Linked DNA regions of Mus musculus: region 1 is linked to region 2. The links are chromatin contacts, found by POLR2A ChIA-PET in ENCODE. All regions are on one chromosome and are shown on one strand. The core of a region is the stretch at or near the end of the contact, and the rest is flanking DNA. Distances in the headings are between cores, read along the strand shown.

Evidence for each region. ChIA-PET counts read pairs that join two places held with the same protein, here RNA polymerase II (POLR2A).
Region 1: POLR2A ChIA-PET joins it to region 2 with 19 read pairs in Patski. The contact joins the enhancer-like site here to the promoter of Nt5dc3 in region 2. POLR2A ChIA-PET finds 5 or more read pairs at or near these places in 2 of 5 experiments (Patski and embryonic stem cell).

The regions. Positions count from the first base shown.
Region 1 is chr10:86,878,087-86,882,123 of GRCm38, reverse strand. It overlaps Stab2 (stabilin 2), which reads left to right. Exons shown (of 69, transcript NM_138673.3): 45 at 3,175-3,294. Among named protein-coding and RNA genes, the nearest start is that of Gm16271, 92 kb to the left of the region's middle. Within about 2 kb of position 1,533, at least 1 of the 3 ENCODE cell types and tissues checked has a DNase peak (open chromatin) inside an H3K27ac peak, as active enhancers do.
Region 2 is chr10:86,776,709-86,780,861 of GRCm38, reverse strand. Nt5dc3 (5'-nucleotidase domain containing 3) reads right to left here and starts at 1,857. Exons shown (of 14, transcript NM_175331.3): 1 at 1,551-1,857. The coding sequence starts at 1,752. It overlaps Ttc41 (tetratricopeptide repeat domain 41), which reads right to left. Exons shown (of 16, transcript NM_001003910.2): 16 at 4,019-4,153. The coding sequence ends at 4,041.

The sequences.
Region 1 (4,037 bases), core at 284-2,783, 100 kb before region 2:
CCATTGGGAGCCCTGTGATACATCCATTAGCTGACTGTGAGCATCCACTTCTGTGTTTGCCAGGCCCCGGCATAGTCTCACAAGAGACAGCTATATGGATCTATGCTGTACCAAACAAGCAGGATCTCACTAAGTCTGAAACTGGATAAACTATCTACTGCTGCTCAACCTATCCCAGGCCCAGGCCTCCAGTGGAGTATGCCTGATGCCCTGGCATGTCACATCTGGGACACTGGGGTCATCCAGGCCTCTGACAACCTGGATCAACATGACATTTATACACACTGATGATTTCTCTCATTCAATTCTTCTGCTCCCCAATGAGACAAGGACTAATTACCCCCAACTTGCTGATGAAAAGACTAGCAGTGAATTGTTTTCCAAGGCATTTTAGTTTCATTTCCTATTGCATGATAAAATTACCCTAACACAGCAAACTAGGGCAAAGGGGGTTTATCTGGGTCACAGTTCCAGGTCACAGTCCACCACTGCAGAGAAGTCACAGTGGTGGGAGCTTGAGAGAACTGGTGACATTATATCCACAGCCAAGATCAGAAAGTAATGAATTAATGCATGGTCTCCATTGCTGAGTCTAGATTGACAGTTCAAACTCACCATCAGAATAGGGCTGCTGTAAAATGTAACCATAGGCTAGGTACAAAATTTTATATGTGATTCTTGAATCATAAATCTAAAAGCAGTGTCAGCGAGGATGTTTCTGAAGGCTCTGGGGCAGCCTCCTTGCCTCTTGCAGCTGCTAGTGACTCTGGTATTCCTGGCTGTAGCTGCAAACTACAGTTTATGTCTGTGTCTGTGTCTGTGTGTCTGTGTGTCTGTGTGTCTGTGTATCTGTGTGTCTATGTCTGTCTCTCCCTCTCTCTTTCTCTCTTTCTCACCCTCCCTCTCTCCTTCCACCTTTTGTTCTTATACAGACACCTGTGAGTTTAAAAACCTCATCTCAAGACCCTTAATGACATCTACGAAGATCCTTTTCTAAAGAAAGTCACAATCACAGACAGGTACCTAGGGCTTAAGGACTTAGCCATGTTTGGAGTGGATACAATCTTTCCTGCCTCTGGCTGGCAGGAAAAAAAGATCCTTATCTGAGATCACAGAACTAGAATAAGACAAAACCAGAGCTCGAACCCACAGCTGTCTAACTCTAGGCCTCACTGTAGACCAAGCACCTTGATGCACTGTTTTACGTGTGCACTCCCAGTGGATGCTGGGAGAACCAAATTGACCACTGTAGTTGAACCCTCCCTCACCGAGCAGCTCTCTTTGCCTCCTTGTTTTTGTCTGGCCAGCTCAGGAGAACAGTGATCATAAGGACAATAAAGAAGCTAGGACACAGAGGCAGCTGGGATGTGGGGCTGTTGTTATGAGAATGGCAGCCTAGCCGGCTCTATTTGATAGTGGTTCTGTGTTGTTTTGGCCAAAGACTTAGGACATAGCTGCCAGGGAGGCCCAGAGGCCATTTGCTGCCCTCTTGCAAGCTAATGTTCAGGAATTAGCTCTCAATTCCAAAGTCATTAGGGGCGGAACAGGGAACCCAGCAGGAAGCTGGAAGACTTGGTGCCTCTCTAATGAATGCCATCTCCGGAGCCTCAGATCCCTGATGCTCTGAGTAGTGCCAGCCAGTGTTGGCTGTGTAAGAAGAACAGAAATTTTAATGTGGATTTTTTTTCAGTTTTTAAATGATGGTAATCACTCAGAGGAGAAGGCAAAAACTCTTTAAACATCAGGATAAGCAAACAAAATAGTTGTGGAGCTGCCCAAGGATCATGTGTTTCTCCCCAAGTGCCAAGAGCCAGGCAGTGGGCCCATCTGAGAGGTCGTTCCAAAACAGTCTCTGTCCCTCTAGTGCTGCTGCAACAGAATCCTCAGTAACTGAACAGAAATTTAATTCTCATACTCTAGAAGCCAAGGTCAGGATGCCAGCTTGTGGTACATGCCTTCTTGGTGTGTCATGACAGGCTGAGTGAGCGAAAATGAGGGAAAGGGAGAGAGAGAGAGAGAGAGAGGGAGAGGGAGAGGGAGAGGGAGAGGGAGAGGGAGAGGGAGAGGGAGAGGGAGAGGGAGAGGGAGAGGGAGAGGGAGAGGGAGAGAGAGAGAGAGAGAGAGAGAGAGAGAGAGAGAGAGAGAGAGAACCTCGATGCCAGTTTCAAGAGTAGAGAGCACTAGGTGAGGGCAGGAAGGAGTGGGTCAGAGAACAAGTATCCAGAACCACACGGAGTGAGTGCCCTCATGGTGGGGGGGGGGGGATAACCCACAGCCCCTAGACCTCTGGAGTTGACAGAAATCAAGAGGGCTGTGACAAGACCAGACTCTTCTGTATGGTCTTGGAGTTTGCTGGGTATTGCAGCTATCAAAGTTCAGGTTCATTGGCTGGAAGCTTAGGAGCTTGCTTTTCTAAGCAGCAAACAGAACTTTATCCTCTTGGGGTAGGATTCTAGGATGCTGACAAGCATTTTACTCAGAACGTATTTTGGAAAAGAGTCTAGGAGACAGGAAGATCTCGCAGCAGGCATTAAGCCTGTCTGATGGCTCCTCTGCTCCTGGATAGATCTGCTTTTCCTGGCTCCGAGTTCCTTCCTCACTGGAGGCTGCTCAGGAGCAGAGGCTGTGGAGATGCCGCCATGGCAGCTCACTTGAGCTGTGTTTGTATTTTAGCCTGCTCTTCCACGGCTCATGAGCTCTTGAGCACAAGGCAATAGGTTCCATTTCCTAGTGGCTTTCTGTCATCTTTCCTATGACCAAATCAGAGTTCGGCCTAAATATGGGAACTGTCAACCATGCAGAGTGCTTATCCACGGAGGGCTAGAGATCTGGTTATACAAGCCTGCTGTCTCGTGAGAGAAGGTTGCATACATAATGACCCACAACCAAGGGGCTGTAAGGCAAGTCCGAAAAAGGCAAGGAAGACTGGTCAAAGTTGGGGAGTAAGACAAAATGTGTGTGCATTTATGCGCATGCACATGCCTGTGTGTGTGTGTGTGTGTGTGTGTGTGTGTGTGTTACTAGGGATTTAGCACAGCCTTTGCACAGGACAAATAAGTATTCTACCACTGAACTGTAATATTCAATGAATTTCAGCACAAAATTGCTTAGCAAAAATTGACTAACTTCCTACTCTGACCAAATCCCTCCTCCACTTCTTGGCAACTTTACCAGAATAACGGCGGCTGCAGTCCATTTGCCTTCTGCAATCACACAGAACAAGATCAAAGGACATGTACCTGCAAGCCAGACTACACGGGTGATGGAATCGTCTGCCGTGGCAGCATCCATTCGGTAATGACAAGTCTCCAGGAAGTCAACTCCACTTCCCAAACTGCTGAGAATCCCAGTTGCGGGGGACTTGCAAATAAATCAGTTGCAATGAAAAGAACTTTGCCCAGGGAAATTCCTACGGCCTGGGGAGGGTGTCACAGTTAGGACTGGCCTAGCTCTAGAGTCAGAAACATCTGCGTTTGAAATTGAACTCTGCCCAGGAGTGGCACTGTGACACGGAGTGATGTCACTTTTCCTCCTTGGTATTTTTTATAAAGTTTTTTTTTAATTTATTAGTGGAGGGGGTGCTGAATGTTGGTAAATGTGTTTGGAAGTCAGAGGACAGTTTTATGAAGTCAATTCTCTCCTTTACGGGGGTTGTTCCTTGGCAAGGGTTTGACCCTCTTAGACCTCCCCTTGTCTGTGATGTCACTTTCCTATGCATCACTCTGGGTCTGGAAAACAATAAGGACACCAACTCTATCCAAGTTATTACAAAATTAAATATGGTGATAGATGTCAGGAGCACAGAGCATGTAAGATTACAGAGCATTGCCGTGCTTTGGGTTGGTGTGTGAAGGGACCTTTATGGTATGAGTGGTATACAGAATGAGATGACTGTGGGTCATGTATGTGTTGTAATGTAAGTGTGGATATAAGGTGTGTAGAGTGACATGCATATACAGAGCATGGTGACTATGACATACTATGTGTGGTGTGTGGATGTGTGGAATGGTATATGGATGGTGTGTTTGTAGTGTGTA
Region 2 (4,153 bases), core at 608-3,107:
TCCTCAAGAGGACATGTGTGAATTGTCCCAATCCCACAGCCAAATGGGTTTAAATATTGTATAGGGGTTTCTGTATTTCATTCTCTCCATACATGTCAGTAAAGTTTTTAACCAAAAATACAGAATAGCCTGGCATAGTGGCACACACCTTTAATCCCAGGATTCCAGGAGAGAGACATGAGATCTCTCTGAGTTCGAGGCCACCCAGGTCTACAGAGTGAGTTCCAGGACTACAGAGAAAAATCCTGTCTTAAAAAAAACAAAAAACAAAAACAAAAAAAACCAAAACAAAACAAAACAAAAGAAAAGAAAAACAAAAGACAGGAGTAGTGAGTGGTTCGTGTCTATAACTCCAGCACTTGAAAGACTGAGGCAGGAGGATTGCTTCAAGTTTAAGGTTACCTTAAAACCCTGTCTCAAAAAGACCAAAAAGAAAGAGGAAACTAAGCAAGAGAGAAGAGCTGACAGGGCCCTGACAGGACACACGTTTGCCTGGAATGGTGGTTCCCGCCCGCCTGGAAGGATAGAACACACAGGAGACTCATGACTTTAAGGCCTGGAATACACAACCCATCTCAAAACACTTGCCTGGCCAAAACCAATAAGCCACTCTTTCAAAGAAGTCTCCATTGCTTACACCTCGGAATGTGTTGTGAAGATATTCCAGGTGGGTTTTGTTTCACTTGAACAGGCATGTGGCCAAAGATGCAAATGGAAATCCTACAAAAACGTTCCCTCACCAACCCCCTTCCTCATGTAGCACCCTCCCCAAACCACCCCCTCCCCAAATCCCAGTGTCCTCTGACAGCTTCAGTGTCTGTGCTTCACTGGCCCTTTACTCCAGGTTCCAAACGTTTGACTGCAAGAAGCACAAAGCAACACACAGGACAATGGATTCCCGACCCTGAGTCAAAATCAGTTTTTGCTTAGGCCCCTTGCTCGCCCTTCCCGTCTACATAATGGACATGACCCCCTCCTCCGGAGGCTATGGGCGATTCAGAGTCGACATCAATACCTGATACTATTATAATCTGGTTCCTCTTTCCATTCCTTCTCCGATTCCCTAACCGCCCAGCCAAGCTCTTTCTCAGTTCACCTGACCACAAGTATTCCTCTTCTCCTCGCAGAGGGCGGTGGATAACCAGACCACCCTCCCCTTTCAAACAGCACATTTTATCTACTCCACCCTGCAAAAGGGAGACCGGCTCATCCTCCTGACCCAGTCGCCTGCGCTGGAGCCTGTCTAGGACAGCGCGGCAGCAAGCTGGGCTGCTACTACCATTCCCAGGGTGAATGACACCTAACGGTGTTTGGGGGAATGTCTTCCTACCGACGCCCTTGGAACTCTCGCAGCGGCCCAGAGCACTTGCGATGTACACTCCAGATTTAACAATCCCCAGGTATGAAATAGCTTCCCCGGCGGGGGAAAGCCAAAAAAGAGTTGCGAAGTTTTAGAGTCGCCTTCCCCGCGGGGGCCGCGCGACAGAGGCAGGGTGCGGGGGACCCGAGGGGTCCTCGAGTGGGCGGCGCAAGCTGGGACACGCACTCACCGTCCGTGCTCCTCTTCGCCTCGTGGTAGCGCGCCCACAGGTAGCTTTTCATGTCCACGGCAGCCGGGGCAGCCGGGGCAGAGCACAGGCGCCGAGCGCAGCCCGAGCGCGGTCGTTCTCGAGCCACGGCCCCGCCGCAACTCCGCAGCCCTGCCGCCGCCCTCGCCCCGGCCCCGCGGGCCGCCGCTGCCACCGTGGCCATGCTGCCTCTAAGCTGCCAGTGGCACGGATGGCCAGCGTCGCGAGGCTCCGGGACGCACGCCGGCAGTTCCTACGTCTGAGCAAGTGCCGGCGCGGCCCAAGAACCACCCACGGTGGGGCGGAGCCGGGGGCGAGGCTGGGGAGGTGGGCGGGTTCTAGAGGGAAGCAGGAGGCGGGGTCAAGGATTAGGCTAGGAGCTGCGGGATGGGTGGGGCCTGAGCTGGGTCAGGGGCGGGGCCTGGTTGGAAAGAGGAATGCCCCGGCTGAGTAAAGAATAGGGTCTAGAGAGAGAATGAGTTGGACCATCTCGATTGCGTCAGAGGCAGAGTCAGGGACCGAACCTGGGGAGACAGAGCCGGGGGCCTAGGCCAGTTAGAGGCTGGGTCAGGTGTGGGCCTGTGGAAATGGAGTGGGACGGAGTCTGGGTTGAGTCAAAGGCGGAGTCAAGGGCGAGGCCTTAGAGAAAGCGGGTTGGGCGTGGCCGGAGCTGCCAGGGCTCAGCGCCCGGTCGGCTGCGGTCACTTCCTGACCCGCGAGGCAGGAGGGGGCGGAGGGTGGTTGAAGTCACACGGGCTAGGATGACTCATCTCCGACCCTATCGCTGCCAGCAAGACTCTGCTCTACCTTCCTCTTGCCTTCCGTGGCGGGCCCCAATTCTGATTGCACTGATGAGTGTACGCACTATCCATCTCTGATCCCAGTCTCTGGAATGCGACCCACTCCGTGTCAAAGGCTTCTGCAGGTATCTCCTGGATCTCAGGTGCCTCTCTGAGACTGCCCTGAGGCTGAGCTTGGGCCTATCCAAGAGTTGCCCTTTAAAGAGTTGCTGGGCCGAGATTACACTCGAGGTCTAAAGTCGTCTGCAAGATCCTGCCCCTGAAGACTCCCGATAAATGTAAATTTCCTTAACAGTGCAGGCCTCTGGAAAGCCGGGTTCCCACCTCCAGAGAGGTCCTCCGGACATGATTAGCAGTCTCCTGCCCACGCTGGCAGCACGCTTGGTACCTGTTCCACTCACTTGCTTAACTGCACTTATTCCATGCCGCTCCTGCGGGACTTTCTATCACCAATTCAAGACCTACCTGAGAAACACTGGGCCCCAAGAAATTCCCAAAGTATCCCATGGTGACCACTGAGTAGGGGGGGGCGGTTATAGTGGGAATGGCTAGAATAATGAGAGGACAGACAAGGCACAGTGTGAGACAACCCCAAGCATTAGCGACTCAAGTTGTGGGCTGGAAGAGTCAGATGTTTTTGTGGAAGGTGATGACACTGGAGCTAGTCCCTGACTGATAATGAAAACCATTAATAGAAAGCTGGCTGTATATTTTATCGCATACACTCTTCCCAGCTGTCTTAAAAGGAACGTACCGCGTCTCTCCTTTAAACACAATGAAACCGAGGCACAACAGAGGTGAGATTGCTTGCCTATCGTCACAGAGCTGAGTCCCCTCTTCTGTTGGGTGGTAGGGAGGACGGTAGCTAGAAAGTAATCCTTAACTGTTACAGGTTAATGTTTTATGGATCAGTGATAAAATTGGAGGACAATAAAATGTGCAAATCGATATGCTATCAAATCCATGGGCTCTGGTCATTAAAAGCTTCCTTTATGACTTGAGGACATTTCACTTCCTATCTTTTCTTATTTTTACTAATAAAAAGTTTTGGTGATAACAATCATCAATTTTACTTAGGTGAATTTTTAAGTCAAAATATACTATAGAATTTTTTTTTAAATTACGATTGGTAAGAGTGCTTCTATATATTCTCTTAGACTATAGGACCCTGTGGAATCACGATTGTTGTACTTACCATAGAAACGTGGATCACTTGAAACCCACCCTTTGTAACTAAAACCAGATACAGCGTTATAAGAGAGTAAGAAAACTGAATCCCCAGACCTGGATAGTGACCACTCCTGCAGAGTTAAAAGAAAATATCTGATGAAAGAATCCAAAATAGGTGCTAGGGACCTGGCGTAGTCTGTTAAGAGCTTGCGAGCACGCGCCAGCACTGCTATAAAAAAATGACAGCCAGTTCCTATGGCCTCAGCACAAAGAACGGAGAGACAGGAAGCCCCCTGGTGCTCACTGACTACTAGGCGAATAGAATCCCCGAGCTCCAGGTTTCAGTGAGATCTCAAAAAATAAGGGGGAAAGCACGAGAACACTGACATCGACCTCTGACCTACACACAAACACGTGTGTGCACACTTGTACCACACACACACATACGCCTTTCAAGAGAAATGAGTAAAAACTCAAAGTACAAAACAGCCCAAAATTATTTTTATTCCTTATTGGGGTCATCTGAGGTCTTCAGCAATTTTGATTCAATCTGAGATCTTCTTGGGAAGCCTGGCTTCTGAGGAGTGAAGCAGTACTGAGGAGTGTGGAAGAGCC